Linked DNA regions of Mus musculus: region 1 is linked to region 2. The links are chromatin loops, found by intact Hi-C in ENCODE. Cell type or tissue: gastrocnemius. All regions are shown on one strand. Each heading gives the region's core, and the rest is flanking DNA. Links, peaks and the distances in the headings are about the cores only.

What was found. A loop is a pair of places that touch in the nucleus more often than their neighbours do. Peaks named below come from ENCODE experiments on the same cell type or tissue, not always from the same donor. Only the 100,000 strongest peaks of a DNase experiment are listed, where the experiment ranks them.
Region 1: a loop joins it to region 2, with 2.4 times the contacts of the local background. A loop is called at or near these places in 7 of 42 quality-filtered maps.

What each region holds. Positions count from the first base shown.
Region 1 is chr4:138,161,881-138,170,459 of GRCm38, reverse strand. It overlaps Eif4g3 (eukaryotic translation initiation factor 4 gamma, 3), which reads right to left. Exons shown (of 35, transcript NM_172703.3): 17 at 6,843-7,013; 18 at 4,530-4,727. It overlaps Mir6399 (microRNA 6399), which reads right to left and starts at 7,251; the gene lies at 7,168-7,251. In gastrocnemius, for the core only: no CTCF peak of the experiment used is centred there; no DNase peak of the experiment used is centred there; H3K27ac peaks cover 470 bases.
Region 2 is chr4:137,964,077-137,972,655 of GRCm38, reverse strand. Ece1 (endothelin converting enzyme 1) reads right to left here. Exons shown (of 19, transcript NM_001369179.1): 19 at 7,428-8,579. Among named protein-coding and RNA genes, the nearest start is that of Eif4g3, 25 kb to the left of the region's middle. In gastrocnemius, for the core only: a CTCF peak has its summit at 4,297 (motif pointing left); a DNase peak (open chromatin) is centred at 4,288.

The DNA of each region.
Region 1 (8,579 bases), core at 3,115-7,114, 200 kb before region 2:
AGAGCAACGGCATCCAGGTTACTTAATGCAGACAGACACACAGGTAGACATTCTAAAACACATAGCTGAGTCTTTCACACAGTGCAACAGAAAGCTGTCTTGTCTCTGACACAGAGAAGACACACACCTTCTGACTTCTGTGGATATATCCCAAGCTGAAGTGGAATCTATTATGAATACAGTGGTTACTTCCATATACCTACACCATTAAACTGTGGAAGGTAATCTCTTTGTTTAAACCTTATTATTATTTCATTTATATAAGGTGTGTGTGTGTGTGTGTGTGTGTGAGTGTGTGTGTGTGTGTGTGTGTGAGTGTGCATGTACACATGCATGCACTTGGTGCACCCGTGGAGGATTCTTACTTTCTACTTGGGGAATGGGGATCAAACTCAAGCCATCAGGTTGTGGAGCAAGCCACCTGTATCCACTGAGCCATCTCACCCTCTTTTTATTCTGACAGCAGAATGTAGCCTCCATTATAAGAAAACACGAAATTCTCCGACTCAGTTACTGTACAACATGGAAAAGGGCTTTTCTGGACTCAGAAAGTGGATCCAACAGTTCTTAAATTAATATACTGCCTCAACCATGTGGGTGAAAATCATTTTTTTTTTGGGGGGGTAGCTGTTTTTGAGACAGGGTGTCACTACTTTAGGCAGGCTTGGGTCCCATCATGGAAGTCAAGTTGGCCTCAAATTTGGAACTGTACTGCCTACGGCACCTCAGTGCTGGGATACCAGCCTGAGTCACCAGTCATCACACCCTTCTTACTTGCTTTGAAGTAATCAGGGATGAAACCCTAACCAAACATGTAGCATCATGCTGTCTATTTTTGAGAGGCGCCTCGGCAGCTGCAGCTGGCCTTGACCTCATATAAAGCTATGATGATGGTGAACTCCTGATCCCCCCACCTCCAATTCTGTCCTCCAAGTGCTGGGATCAGATATGCTATCAAGACTAATCAAGAGGATTAATCTTATCAACGAAATGGCTATGGACACCTGATCAAAACTGAAGGGCTGGAGAAAGTGGCAAAGAACAGCCATGACATCACAGTGAAGTCAGGTCCACCCTACTGTCACACCAGGGCCCAGAGCCAGTTACCAGGCTGGCACATGTTAACTGGCACAGGCCTCAGTCGCAGCATTTGGGATGTCATTGCAAGGTGACAGTTCAAATGTAGCTCCTTCAACCCACTACTATCTTCTCTCCAAGGCCAGTGTATATAACAAGCTACCTACACTGTGCACAGAAGCAAGGAAAGACATCTTTACTGGAGACACCCAGAGACACACCCAGAAGGATGCCTACAAAACTCCAAACAGAGCCCTCTTTTCCCAAAGCTGGATGCTGCTTCGGTGCACTGTGCAAGAGACACTCGCTCCTCACCCAATGCACGCCAGCCACACCCACGGTCCGAGGCAGATATCTCATCTGTTAGACCAGTCTGCCCCAACTCCTGAGCATCTTGTCAGCTTCCCCAGTGCTGGGATCACAGACGTGCGCCTTGCTTTCTTTCCAGTCATCACGGCGGAGTCTGACCCACTCACAACCCATCCCCCTCTCCTCACTTCCCCCACACCTGTGCAGGGGAACGTAACTCCCAGATGTTTCAACCTCCTTGGCAGCTTTCTCCATTTTGCTCCAGACTCACACTCCTGCCACACAGATAAGACACAAGGGAACTTCTCATGGGACATGGAAAGAGATTTTTCAAGTTTTTGTTTTATCTTCTTGACTTTTTGAGGTAGGGTCCCAAGTACTCCAGGCTATAGCTGAGGACCTTGGCCTTCCTTCTCATGTTCCCATTGGAATTACAGGCCTGCTTCACACCACTTTCTCAAATTCTTTACCTTCTTAATTAGGGCTAATATTTCTGTGATAAAAACTATGACCAAAAGTATTTTGGGGAGGAAAGGCTTTATTTCATTCTCAGTTAAAAGCAGTGAGGGCAGAAATTCAAGCCGAGACCTGAAGGCCTTGGAAGGGCGCTGCTCACTGGCTTGCTCCCCACTGCTTGCTCAGGCTGCTTTCTTACAGAACCCAGGAACACCAGCCCAGGGATGGCCCCACCTACAGTGGGCTGGGCCCTCCTCCATCAATCACTAAGTAAGAACACGCCTTACAGTCTTGCCTACAGCCTAATCTTATGAAGGCATTTTTCTCAACTGGGGCTCCCTCCTGTCTGACCACTCCAGCTTGTGTGAAGCTGGCATAAACCTGGACAGCACACTTTTGTATCCAGGCATTCACTCTCCAGACACAAAGTGGTATTTTAGACAGGAGGACTTGAGCAGCAATTCAGAGGCATTCTGGAATGTAGATTTTCATTTTCATGCTAATTAATTAGAACAAAATATGGCAACTTAGGTTACAAAATTAATTTATTTATTTTAGTTAAAAATGTCTTTATATTTTATGATTTGAGAGTGAGGTCTACAGTATAGATCTCTGGCTAGCCTAGAGCTCAGTACACAGCCCAGGCTGGCCCTGAACTTTTCATGTTCCTCCTGAGTGCTGGGAGTTGAGGAGTGAGCTGCAGTGCCTGGCTAATCTACTGTTCCTTCATTGCTGAGATAGGGTCTTGTTGGCATCGACTCTGCAATGATACGACTGACGATACTCCAGCCTGACACTGTCACTATCAATAAGGCCTGTAGGCAGTTCTCTTCAGGCACTAAGGTGTGACATTTCAGCTATGTGCCTTCCAGCTGGCTGAGGTCCTGAGTGTCCTTTAGTCACTTCTTATTGACCTGGGAGAAGCTATGCATCGGAAGCTGCCTTTCTCTCTTCTGATCCCTGAGTTGTACATGGTTTGCCTGAGCACAAGGTGGTAGGGAAAGGCACCAAGTGCAGCTGTGTGGCTTGTTAAAACATCTGTAATATCAGCTCCTCAACATATCTAACGATGCGAGAAAAAAAGGGACTCCATTGTATACTTTAGAATTCACCTAAGCAATGCAAAAATCACATGAGAAGGTATTCCATTCATTCATTCATTCATTCATTCATTCATTCATTCATTCATTCATTCATTCCAGTCTCTCACTCATTTTTATAGTGCTGGGTGGGCTCAAGTCACCTAGAAGGAAGGGTTCAAATGGAGATATGTTGAAGCGTTGGTAGATCACTGATAACATAGCTTGCTTAGCATGTGCAAAGCCCCGTGTTTCTTATCTCGCCCAAAAAAACACAACAATGAAAGAGAGAGTGTGGGTATGAGTGGAAAGCACACAATCTATGTACACAGCACTGAGACTGAAAAAGGAATTCTAAATAATGAGAATACATATCCCCCTCAATCTGTGACGACACTACCCAGCTAGGGTTGCTTGAACACTGTCAGCTGAGCTAAAAACCTCTGTTGTCAGAGACTGGTCTCTCCTTGAGCGGTGTGTGGCAGCTCCCAGAGAGGTCAACGCTAACTCAAAGCATCTCCAGATGCTGGCAGCTGGAGAGGAGGGAGAAGGCCCGGGAGAAGACTGATCCAGCTCAATGTTAGAGCTGAGGTCCTATCAATCAACAAAGAATAATGTTTGAGGGCTCCAGAGGCACCTGCTGCTATGCCAGAGGACCAGTGTTAAGGTCCCAGTACCCAAATCAGGCCATTCACAATTGCCTGTAACAACAGGGAATCTGACGCCCTCGATGGTCTCCCAGGTACACACACTCGCATATGGAAACTTGTATGACTATGTTTGCCACACCCACCCACACAATGATGTAGATGCAAGGAGCGGTAGGCGGCTCAGGCGGTGGCTGGTGGTGGAGGTGCTGAGCCAGCGCCAGCCCGCCTCACCCTCCCTCTTCCTGTTTCCCTTTCTACGAATTTCTTCAGCAGGTAGACAATTATCCAAGCGGGAATGCTATGTTTACAATGCTGTAACATTGAATTCACTTGCTTCTCTTGGTTTAAATAAGATTTAATCTTAGTCATGTGCATGTATGTCCATATATATGCTACGGATTAAATTAATGCTTATTTCTTTATTTTAGTTGTTGCTGAGATCCTAGGCAGGTCTCAATGCTCAGAGAGAATGCTCCTGAGTGCGAGGACTGAAGGTGTGAGCTACTATGTCTAGCAAGAGAGGAAACATTCCGATTTTGAATATTTTTGATGATAAGACAACTATCTTCGTAGTTTCAGAGGCCAGAATTAGAACAGTTAATTTAATTTTAAATTTAGTTTATGTTAAAGTTAGTACCGGCTCTAGTTCTACAAGAAGACACTCCAGAATAAAACCGTTGCCTGTGATCTGACTCCACACTACTCCCTAACCCTCACAGGGTTCTCCGGGTTGGAGGAGACCATAAGCTTGTCCCATTTCAAGCAAGTCTCCAAATACCCCGCCCCAGAGGTGGGAACAGACATTATTTTTGCAAAATTCTTTTCTATCAGTGAGAACAGATACACCAGGGCTAGCAATCTACTCTCCCCTTTGCACTGCAACGACACTGGGAAGACTACACTGAGGGGAGAGTATACCTCTTGGCGACTCTCGGTTTACTGCTTCCTCTCTTCTTACCGTTACTAGGCACCGACACATGTTTGCGTACGCCACAGAGAAGCTGGGCTCATCGATAGCCTTCTCAAAGACAAGGTCGATGACCCCTTTTAGCCGCTCCTCCGTGTCCACCGTAAGAGCCGACACTTGCTTCATCAGCTGGTTGAACATCTGTGGTGTCAGTTTATTCAAGATACTTCGAACTTTTCTGAAAAGTTCCTAGGAGGGTTAAAATAAACAGCATTAGCCAGTCTTAAATGCACCCACTTAACATCTAAGGGAACTCCCACACTGCTCTTCATATGGAACATTTTAGAGAGGAGGAACGACTTGTCACTTAATGGTCAGTCAGGAAAATTGAATACAGTTTCCTTTCTTCTTCCACTTTGCTCCTATGGAACCAGAACTTGGGGGGTGGGGGGTAGGTTGGGGATTCCATATCCTATACAGGTTCAACTGTAAAACAGCCCTGCCTCTTCCCTGAGCATTTCTCAGACCTGAACAGTGCATTTAAAGCTTTAAAATGGTTGATGCAACCTTTGAATGACTATCATTTTAAAAAATTTGTTCCTAATTAGGGCTAAATAAAAAGATTTTGATTCACAAAAATTTACGAGAGCATCACATGGCCGGACAGTGGTGGCGCACGCCTTTAATCCCAGCATTTGGGAGGCAGAGGCAGGCAGATTTCTGAGTTCAAGGCCATCCTGGTCTACAGAGTGAGTTCTAGGATATCCAAGGCTACACAGAGAAACCCTGTCTCGAAAAAACAAAAAACAAAACCAAACAAAAAAGAAAGCATCATATATTTCCTAGGCTGACCTTGAATCATCAGGCCAGAGCCTAGGTACTGGAAACTCCCGTCACCAGAGTCCTACCATGTGACTAGTGGGGAGTCACTAAAATTAAAACTAGTCCTTTGCTGGTTTTGAATAAGCAGCTTAGAGCTGTACAGAGCAAGGAGGGGGGCAGTGGTGTAGGACTTTAATCCCAGCACTCAGGAGGCAGAAGCAGGCAATCTCTTTGAGTGGGAGGCCAGCCAGGAGTTCTAGGTGAAGCCCTGTCCCAAAGAGTTGACTTAAGAGTTAAAAGAAGAATGTAAAACAGTGGACAAGGCTGGAGAACATTGACTGTTCAATTCCCAGCAACCACATGGTGGCTGCAACCATCTGCAATGGGATCTGATGTCCCCTTCTGGTGCCTCTGAAGACAGCTAGTGTACTCATATACATAAAATAATTCTAAAAAAGAAAAAGAAACAGCGCAGCAATATCCCACGTGTCTATGTTATTTTTACCACTGCTTTTCAATACCCTCTGAAAGGGCCTCCGTGTAAGAAGAAAAACAAAGACCAACACCTCGGAAAGGGAGAGACCAGCCCAGTCCACAAAGGACAACAGCTGTCTGCACATAAAACCTGACTGCAAGTCTATAAAGAGCTCCCAGTCAGCCAGCCCAGTGACCTCAGGAGCCACAACAAGCTGCAAAGGCTGTCAGTCAGTTTATACCCACCTACCCTTCACCCAGCCTGCCTCTGTCCCTCCATCCCTCCCTGGTTTTGAGACAGTGTCTTGCTTCCAATTGCCTAGTACTTAGTAAAACACCCAACAAAACAGCCACAGGAGCTTCTAAGAAGGACTGAACCCTGCAGGAAGACTGAGAGAAGACCAGAGCAGAGCAGAAGGAGGCGGATAAGCCTCACCTGCTGGGAGGCTCTGTCACTGGAATGTCACTTTTGTCATCTACAGTTTAATTCAAATCCTAATCTGCCTAAGCTTTCCATGTTATCAGTTAGTTTAACAACCAACCAACCAACCAACCTCAAGGACTTAATCCCATACGACAGATATAAAGACAACACCAAAACTGAACACCCCAAAGGGTTTATTTCCAGCACCCACACAGCAGCTCACAATTGGCTCAGTTCCAGAGGATCTGATGCCCCACCCCCACCCCCACCAAGCCTCTGGCAGCACAAGCTGTGCTTTCTGTCCACAGAGACAGAAGCAGAAAGAAAGCTTGATCCTCAGGTCACAGACTGATCACCAACACAATGGAAACACGGCTCTGCAGAAGGGGAATAATGAAACTGGCACCTTTAACACTAGGGTACAAGGCTGAGTTTGAGGTGGTCTACACAGCTGTTACTGGAATGACACTTTCGGGCCACCAACACAGAATTGATTATTTCTTATTATGTAGGCCTCAGTAATGAGGCCCACAGAACAATGCTATTTTATATATATATATATTATATATATAGAGAGAGCCTGCACGGGAAGGCTCAGGCTAGTAACACACTTCTGCCCAGGACACAGGCATAGTGCTCCTCACCTGAGTTTTAATGCTTTCGGGGTCATCGGCGTGGCTGTCCCGTTTCTGGCTCGGCTTCCAGGCATTCTCCGCCTTTCTCAAGTGCACATCTTCTTTTACGGAGACAGTGATTATCTTTCTGGGCTCCCTTCTCTGGCCAGGTTGAGACCTCCGAGGTCCAACATTCAACAGCTAGGACAAGAACATTACATGCATTCAGAGAACGCCCAGCAGCCTGCTTCTGTGTGGCTGCTCAAGCTTCATGGTCACAGCAAACACTTCTAGATGAAAAGACCAGGTATTAGGTGTCCAGGTTAGAAATAATCTTCCTGAGGAGTCAGGAGGGAGAGAGTGCCTCAGAATACCATCATTGCAACAGCTTTACCTCTAAAAGGTTCAAGGATCAAACAATGGTATCTGATAAACTACCACTGCAACCCAGGAAGCCTGTGCTCAACAGAAGCCACACCGGTGGCACAGGCCTCGATGGGCACACCAGGGCTCCACAGACGTTCCCAGGAGACGTCCCCAGCTACACCCACCATCTGTCGAAGGAAAGGAAAGAAACAACTATCTGTACTAGGGGTGCTACTGCCCCACACGGCTGTCAGCCCAGCACGTGGGACAGGAGATAGAAATGTCAGCCTGGGCTACACTGACTTCTAGGACAGCCTGGGCTAAGGGTGAGACCCTGTGTCAAAAACAAAAAAAAAAAAAAACAAAAAAACAACAAACTATTAATAAATTCTAACCCAATAAGACATTGAAACAAAAGCTGTATTTGTGAACTTTCCAGGTAGAATTTCAATACAACTTTATTATTAAATTTTCTGTAACAGACACCCACTCTTAAGGCATTGTGATTCCAGACTTCTTCAATGCAAGGGGAACTAACTCTTGTCTGGAAAAAAGTCTGTATTTCTCTCTTCCCCTCCTACCATGATACGTGTAGTAATACAAACATGCATCAATGACAAAATGGTCATCAAGTTAAATATTGTTAAAGCAAAATAAATTGTGCAGGGCTGGTGACATGGCTCAGAAGTTAGGAATGTTTGCTGGTGGCCAGACATGATGGTATACACCTGTAATCTCAGCACGAGGACGGGAAAGCAGGTGGATCCCTGAGTTCAAGGCCAGCCTGGTCTACATGGCAAGTTCCAGGAAACTAAGCTCCATGGAGCTCTACCTTAAAAAATGGGGTGGGGTTGTTTTTTTTTCCCCGAAACACCAAGTTTGGTTCCGGGCACCCTCGTTAGGTAGCTCAACTACTGTTTGCAACCGAGAGAGGGAGAAAGAGGGAGAGAGGGAGAGAGGGAGAGAGGGAGAGAGAGAGAGAGAGCACAGCAGCTAAGTGTACTGCTTCCTCTTCCAAAAGGCTTGAGTTCAATTCCCAAGGACCACACGGTGGCTCACTTCCATCTATCCTGGGATCTGATGCCCTGTTGTAGCATGCAGGTATATATACAGATCGAGTTCTCACCAACACACAAAAAATGAATAGATCTTTAAATAGGACCCACTGTTTTTGCTTAGGGCTGGAGCTCCGAGCACCCATGGCAGGCAGCTCACAAATGCCAGGACCTCTAGGTCCTTGGGGTCCAATGTTCTCTTCTGGTCTCTGCAGTTAATGCACACATACAACATGTACAAATCCACACATACGCATGTTTTTAAAAAGTCTTATATAAACAAAAATTTAAAGCTATATTTTGTATGTAGAACTAACACCTGCCACCTTAAATGTGTTTTAAGTCA
Region 2 (8,579 bases), core at 2,716-6,715:
TAATGGCATCTAAAGGGTGGATTGCACAAAGAAATGAGGAGTCGATGCTCTCATAAGAAAGCAAAAGTCAATGATGGTGCTCGTAGTATAATGGTCAGGACATGTAACTACGCTCACATCGACACACATGGACAAACGGTACACACTTGTGAGCATGTACCTGTGAGGGCAACCTTGCGTGTCAGTCCTTGGCGGACACCCACCTTGTTTCCTGGGACCTGAGGCTCAGCCCTAGGTGAGGTTGTGATTACCAAGGGTCCACAGTGCCCTTCCTCAGCACTCGGGCTACAAGCGTATACCATACATCTGGCTTGCTTTACAGGAGAGCTAGGGCTCAAACTCCGGTCCCCATGAGTTCACAGTGAACAATTCACTAACTAAACTGCTAATGGTTCTTTTTAAAAGAGGGAGGGGGAGGGGTGGGCGGCTCAGTGCTTAAGAGCATGTCCTGCTCTTGAGGGGGTCAAGTGCCAGCATGGACATCAGGTGGCTCTCACAGTCACCTCAAACTCCAGAGATTCCAATCCCCTCTTCTGGCCTTCTGTGGACACTTGCCTACGTGTGCACCAACACACATACACATGATTAAAAAGACAGTAAGTCAGCCAGGCATGGCAGTTTAATCCTGGCACTCAAGAGGCCAAGGCAGGCTGAGGCTAGCCTGGTCTACATGAGTTCCAGGACAGCCAGGGTGACAGAGTAAGACCCTGTCTCAAAATAAAAAAAAATGAGGCCAAGCATGGTGGTGTATGTCTTTTGTTTGTTTGGTTGGTTGGTTGGTTTTTTCGATACGAGACAGGGTTTCTCTGCATAGCCCTGGCTGTCCTGGAACTCACTCTGTAGACCAGGCTGGCCTCAAACTCAGAAATCCACCTGCCTCTGCCTCCCGAGTGCTGGGATTAAAGGCGTGCACCCCCCCCCCCACTAGTGGTGTATGGTTTAGTGTGAGCTCCAGGACACCCAAGGCTACACAGAGAAATCCTATCTTTAAAAACTGATAAATAGGGCTGGAGAGATGGCCCAGCAGTTAGAAGCACCGATTGCTCTTCCAGAGGTCCTGAGTTCAATTCCCAGCAACCACATGGTGGCTCACAACCAACTGGAATGAGATTTGATGCCCTCTTCTGGTGTGTCTGAAGACAGTGACAGTGTACTCAAATAAATAATTCCAAAAATTAATAAATAGCCCAGTCTATGGTGTCCAGTTGCAACAACAATAAAGAGAGAACAATGTGCAGAGCCAGAGCTCAGGACATGGGTTCAAATCTCAGCTTTGTCCCTGCCTACCTATCTGGCCCCTCTTCTTCACATCCCAGGTCCCCATTGAGAACAACAATATCCATCTCACAGTACTGACAGGCTTCACTCTGGGACCAGACCTACTGCCAGCGCTCGGGAATAGCAGTTTCCCTCCTCACCTCTGGCTAGCACTCACCCCCTTCCCCAAGCCGCCACTGCACGCCACATTCAAAGTGGCCAGTGTGGCTATTATTTCTGAGAATACAACCCTTGGCTGTCTTGTGTCTTTTCAGTCCCATCTTCCTCCAACCCGCAGCACTTCAAAGGAGGGAAAGCCCAAGTGTCGTGCCACTGGATTGGCAAATGTCCCAGAGGATCTTGTCCGCCAGCCACTGAGCTCCACACTCAGCCCCCATTCACTCACGTCTGACAAGGTCAATGAGGAAAATACACAGCGCAGATCAAAGGGGCTGTCAAAAGCTCTCGGGGTGGGGGGGTGGGAGGGCACTCTCCCGGCAGGATTTCACGTCACACAAAAGTGCATGCAGGGGGTGCTCCATAAAAGCTCCCCCACTCACATGCCCAGAGATACCAAAAGCTGGTTCCCATGACAACGCCGCTGCCAATGTTATATATAAATGTGTGTCTGTCTGTGTGTGTGTGTGTGTGTGTGTGTGTGTGTACATAGCCACCCAGAGATGCACAGAAATAAACTCTTGGCATAAGTTCCCCCTATTCTAAATGTGAAATAACCTGCAAGGATTGATGACTGGAGGGAAAGAAGAAGGTGGCTTTTGAATAAACAGGCTCGCCTCCCTGGGACTGACACCTGCTTTGCTGTATGTCTGGCTTGTTTCCTGCACCTGGAATAAAGCGATACATCACTGTTGAAAGAATGAATAAATGATGGATAAAGAAGAAAAAGAAAGCCCTGTGTCGTCGTGGGGCAAGCCTTTAATCCTGGCACTAGGGAGGCAGAGGCAGGCGGATTTCTGAGTTCGAGGCCAGCCTGGTCTACAGATCGAATTCCAGGACAATCAGGGCTGCACAGAGAAACCTTGTCTCAAAGAGAGACAGAAACAGAGAGAGAGAGAGAGAGAGAGAGAGAGAGAGAGAGAGAGAGGCATCCTGCCAGTCCGGGCTAGAAAGAGTTCCTGCTGGTGTCTAGTCACATCTAACCTGCTTTTTGCTGGTGGTGGGGTTTTGTTTTTGTTTTTGTTTTTGTTTTTTGTTTTCTGATGAAAGAGCTGAAGCTTGTGAGGAGGAGGAAATTGCTAGGTGTGGAAACATCTGTAATCCCAGCACTAATTGGGTAGGGACCTGAGGCAGGAGGATTGTGAGTTCAAGGCCTGCTTATGCTAAATAGGGAAATCAAGGGACACATAATGAGCTGTGTGTGTGTGTGTGTGTGTGTGTGATTTTCTGTATAGCCCTGTCTGTCCTGGAACTCACTCTGTAGACCAGGCTGGACCCAAACTCAGAAATCCACCTGACTCTGCCTCCCAAGGGCTGGGACTAAAGGTGGGCACCACCACTGCCTGGCAAGAGGTTCTATTTTTAAAATGGGGGCTATAAGTGGTGTCTGGCACCTGCCTTTAATCCCAGCCCTCGGGAGGCAGAGGCAGGTGGATCTCTGAGTTCCAGGCCAGCCTAGTCTACAAAGTGAGTTCCAGATCAACCAGGGCTACACAGAGAAACCCTGTCTTGAAAAAAACAAGCAAACAAACAAAAAACACCCCCCCCCAAAAAAAGAAAAGAAAACAGGCTGCACAAGCCATGCAGAGCAAGCCAGTGAGCAGCATCCTTCCACGGCCTCTGCATCAGCTCCTGCCTCCAGGCTCCTCCCTGCTTCAGTGCCAGTCCTGACTTCCTTCATTGATGAGCAGTGATGTGAAAGCATAAACCAAAAAAGCCCTTGCCTCCCCAGTCGCTTTGGTCAAAGTGTTACATCACAGCAATAGTAACCCTAAGAAACAGACAACCAAGAAAATAGATAAAATCAAGGTGGTATAATACATAAACATTTTAAATGAATTCATTTTAAATGAATATAAATATTTAAACATTTAATATATTGTTTATTATGTTATACATATATTTATATGTACAATATATGTATATCTATATATACATATATATATACACACACATATATATGTCTACTACTCAGTAGGTGGAGTCAGGAGAATCAGAAATTCAAGACCATTCTTGGTTACATATTAAGTTCAAGGCTAGCTTGGGATATATGAGACCCTGACTCAAAAAACGAAACAAAATAAAAAAAAAATAAGTAAAAAGCCATTATGGTGTTGCCTGCCATCTGAGCACTGGAAAGGTAGAAACAGAAAGGTCACCACAAAATTGAGGGCAGTCTGGGCTATATAGTGAGTTCCAGGGCAGCCTGGACTACATAGAGAGAGCCCAGGAGCCTGAGGAGGAAGAACATGTGCTCTTATTTTTTTAAAAAGATTTATTTATTTATTATATGTAAGTACACTGTAGCTGTCTTCAGACACACCAGAAGAGGGCATCAGATCTCATGGCAGATGGTTGTGAGCCACCATGTGGTTGCTGGGGTTTGAACTCAGGACCTTTGGAAAAGCTGTCAGTGCTCTTAACCGTTTTTTTTTTTTTTTTGCTTTTTGTTTTAATCTATCTATCTATCTATCTATCTATCTATCTATCTATCTATCTATCTATCTATCTATCTATCTATCTATCTATCTATCTATCTATCTATTTGAGACAGGGTTTCTCTGTGTAGCTCTGGCTATCCTGGAACTCACTTTGTAGAGCAGGCTGGCCTCAAACTCAGAAATCCACCTGCCTCTGCCTCCCAAGTGCTGGGATTAAAGGCGAGCGCCACCACACCCGGCCAGTTCAGGATTTCTTAACGGTCTGTTTGCCTTCTAATGTCTAAGGACTAGGGGGTGGGTCTTGTCAGCCCCAGCAGCTCTCTCACCTGAAGAACTCTGGGCTCTTTGGCCTCAGGAGATCAAGCGACAGGATGTGGATCCAGGGCTGAGTCCCTTGTGTTCTGGTGCCACCTAGTGGTCGTAACGTAACACTGCCATGTGAAACTGCTTGAGCCAGCCCACGCCCTTTGTAGAACCAGGGATGTACCCAGGTTCTGGGCAAATACATGGAAATGATGGGAGCCTAGGCATGGGCTCCTTGATACCCCAGGTGTGTCATGCTTCCGTACTAGGTCAGCTATGGGTTGTGCCCTATTAGTCTCTGGCTCCGGGACAGAGGCAGATGGATCTCTGGGGCTTGAGGTCAGCCTGGTCTATATAATAAAGTTCCAGGCAGCCATGGCTATATGAGACCTTGCCTCTAAACAAAACGCCTAACACCTCCTTAAAGGCCTATACCACCATGTTTGGTCTTTATTTTGTTTGTTTTTAAGATTTATTTTGTTTTAATTTATGACTCCATGTGAGTGCCTGCGTGCATGTGTGTACCATGTGTAGCTTCTCTCCCAGATACACATTCATCACATGATCAAACTGCACTTCCTTACTTGGTACCACTGTCTCAGGTGTGACATAGTTACCTGTCTTAGGCATCACATGACATGCTCACCTGGGAGGGACAGGGGACACACATTTCAGCATGAGGGTCCTAGGTTCCATCCCCTGCACACCATAAACTCGATGTGGTGGTGCACACCTGTAATCTCCACTCTTGGGAGGTGGAGGCAGGAGGATCAGAAGTTTAGGGTTATCCTCGGCTACACCGAAAGTTCAAGACCAGCCTGGGCTACATGAAATTCCGTCTTAAAGACACAGAACAAAACAAAACAAAAATGAAAATAGTCTTGGGTACTGCTGTGCATCTTCTCATTAACAGCAATCAGCTTAATGCATTCTGCTTAAGATAACAATGTAACCATGGTGGCTGTAACAATGTAACCATGGTGGCTGTAACAGTGTAACCATTGTGGCTGTAACAATGTATCTTGGTGGCTGTAATGCACGACAGGGAGGAGATGCCCTGCACCACACCCATCCACAGACAGTGATGTTGGGATCTGGGTTGTGAGTACAGTGGAATTACAAGCATTTATAGCACGGACCTTTCTGTGCATGGGTAGAACATGTCTCTGCACGGATTCTCATCTTCACTGAAGCACAGTTGTCTTCTGAAGTTATTTGTCCTTGGGCCATTTCTGAAGTGAGGTCTGTGAGGCATTTAAAGACTTCCTTAACTTCTCCTTCCCGGGCTGGAGAGATGGCTCCGTGGTTAAGAGCACTGACTGTTCTTCCAGAGGTCCTGAGTTCAATTCCCAGCAACCACATGGTGGCTCACAACCATCTGCAATGGGGTCCGATGCCCTCTTCTGGTGTCTGAAGACAGCTACAGTGTACTTACATATAATAAATAAATCTTTAAAAACAAACAAACAAAAGACCTTCTCCTTCCCACGGAATGCCTCTGCCTAGCTCTTTGGCTCACACAGTTAAGGATTTCAGATCACTTACATTTTTCCAGTTGTTCTTGACGCAGCTCTGTTCTCTCCACAGTCCTCAGCTGCAAGGGAAAACCCTGAACAGCCAGGCAGGAGGCTCAGGTTTTGCATCGGGAGAGGGGCATTACTGACTTGGCACAGATGGACTGTTTATGAAAAGGAGGGAAGAGAAGAGCAGTGGGGACTCAGGGCGATGAGAACTGTCAGTACTCTTGGTTGCTAGGAAGAGGGTCTGTTAGGAGTACCGTCGTCTGCAGGCCAGGGCCTGGGGGTACAGCAGGAAACTGACAGGAGATGTCCCTTCTTGGGGAAGGGGTGGGCAGTAGCTAGTGTGTGTGCATGGAGTATACACAGAAGTCCATCCTGTGTGTGCATGGGTGTGACGTCACGGAGCCAGGAGAGAGGCCTGGAGCACTAACACCCTCCCTCCCACGACAGCCAGAGGAAGAGCCAACCCTGTCAACACTTGGATCTTGGCCTTTGAACCTTGAGAACAATGAGATAACAGATTTCGGTCATGTTAGGCATCGAGTTTGAGTTTGTGGTGTCTGTCACAGCACTAGCAAACAGACACACCCTAGTCAGAAAGAGACATCTTTGTGGACTAGGAGGCGAGGAAGGGCTTCCTAGAGAAGGTGATGCTGTGTGGGACCTTGAAGGATGGGTAGGAGTTTATGAGGCAGAGATAGATGCCCAGGGAGAACACTGTAAATGGAGACTGTGTAGAAGATAGCCAGAGGAGGTGGGTACCCTGAGAATGCCAGCTACCGCTCACTCAGCTCCCCTTAGGCCCAGGAAATGAAAACACTAGAGACTTAGATTATACCAGCCAGATTTATAATGATAAATCTCCAGCCCCAAAATACCTGTGCAAAGAATACACAACTCAGTTAATATAAATACAAGCTGCATACCTAGATTGGGCAAAAATACCCTACACTGCTCTATTATCCATCTATGAAATCCCTAGCTACTTGTGGCTCCTCCAGACCACGTTGGGTCTGCTCCACCTTCACCCTCTTCTTCCTCCATCTTCTCCCTTCATCCTCCCTCTCTTCTCTCCCTTCTCCTCCTCCTCCTCTCCCTTCTCCTCCTCCTCCTCTCCCTTCTCCTCCTCCTCCTCTCCCTTCTCCTCCTCCTTCTCTCCCTTCTCTAAAACTTTCAGCTGTGCCTTTTCCTTCCATTGCCCAGACACAGGCTCTAGCCTTCTTTGACCAATTAAGATTTCACCTGACATCACCCGAGTGATCTCCTCCTCATTGGGACACCCCTCTTGAGGGCGCAGGAAATACAAATAACAATCCACACCAGGCTTTGTTTTTTGTTTTTGTTTTGTTTTGTTTTTGGAAACTCTAATCAAGCATCTGGGACTGGAAAGTCCTTTGCTCTAAGACAATGGAAACCCGATTTTCTCAGTGTGTGTGTGTGTGTGTGTGTGCGTGTGCGCGCGTGTGCATATGTGAGGGTGCATGTGTGCTCGTGGGTATTTGCATGTGTGTGCGTGGGGGGAGGAGGACACTGTTCTCACCAGCAAGGAGTACGTACAAAGCACCTCCTGGAAGGAATGGCTGGGGGTGGGGGGTGGCACAGGCAGCAATAACCTGTTACTCCTCAGGGTCTTAGACTTCTGAAAGAATTGGTAGCTTTGTGCTGTCCAGGGTCCCTCCCATGATCCAGGACACACATCCTCCAAGGACAGACACACAGACACACTGCTCTTGGTATAAGTACTTTATTTTAATTATAATAGTGCCACACCAAAACTACAGTAGCACAAAACACAATAATACAAAAAAATAAGAGTCCCCAGCTCCAAACCCCATGTCCTTGTGCCTGCAGGGAAACTCCGGGCTTGAGAGAAGGGGTCTTTCTGAGGGCAGATGCCCTTCCCGCTACCGCCCTTCTCAAATCTCTGGAGGGGCGGGGCTTGGGGTTCTGCTTTTGTGCCCATCCATCCCTAACCAGTCTGCGTCTTCCTGCCTTGGCTCCCTGCACACCCTGAGCAATGTCCATATGGCTGAACCCAGTTCAGGACCCCGCTTCTAGATACCAGTATCCAGGACTGCCACTCTATGGAGAGGCAAGGCGACGGGATAGAAAGGGCAGATGATCCAGACCCAGAAGGTCCCCCTTTGTGTGGCAGGGCACGGCTCCAGCACCTTCCTGCCTTCTTATGTTACCTTTCCCCCGAAGAGCCGAGACCTCGAATGTGTTTACAGGGACCAAGAACCTTGCCAGGTGCCTGCTTGTAGTTCCCATCCTAGCAAGCGGGGCCGAGACCATATTGTCTCTGCGTCTTGGTCAAGGAGGACTCCGGCTTCCAGGTGTGTGTGTGTGTGTGTGTGTGTGTGTGTGTGTGTGTGTGTGTGTGTGTGTGTGTGTGTGTGAGCGCACGCCGTGCTGTGTGGTGTGGGAGCATGGCCTGCCAGGGGCTGTAATGGGCACTACTAGGCTTCTCCCACACATATCACAAGAGCTTGCTCCCTGCAGGAGTCATGAGAACTGCGGTGAGCGCCACCTAGTGGGAGCCCACATATCTACTACGTGATGCTGTGGGTGGATGACTTTCTGCCATTCCCTGGAGCCCAATGGGGCTGGGAACATTCCAGTCTTGGCCTGCTCTGGCTACAGCATCCACCTCCAAAAAAACAGAGAGGGGGAGGGGGTGAGGGGAATCCCTCTATCTACAAGGACTGAATTGATTCAATGTGCGTGCCACGGGTGGCTGAAAGCCTGAGAGGTCAGCAGCTCCTGACACTGGACGTCTATCTGGAATGGCTGTCCTGTAGGCAGGTTGGGGTGGTACCCTGGGGCTTCTGGGAATGGGGCTATGGTGTTGGCTTCTAGTCAGGACACTTGGGGGCTCCAC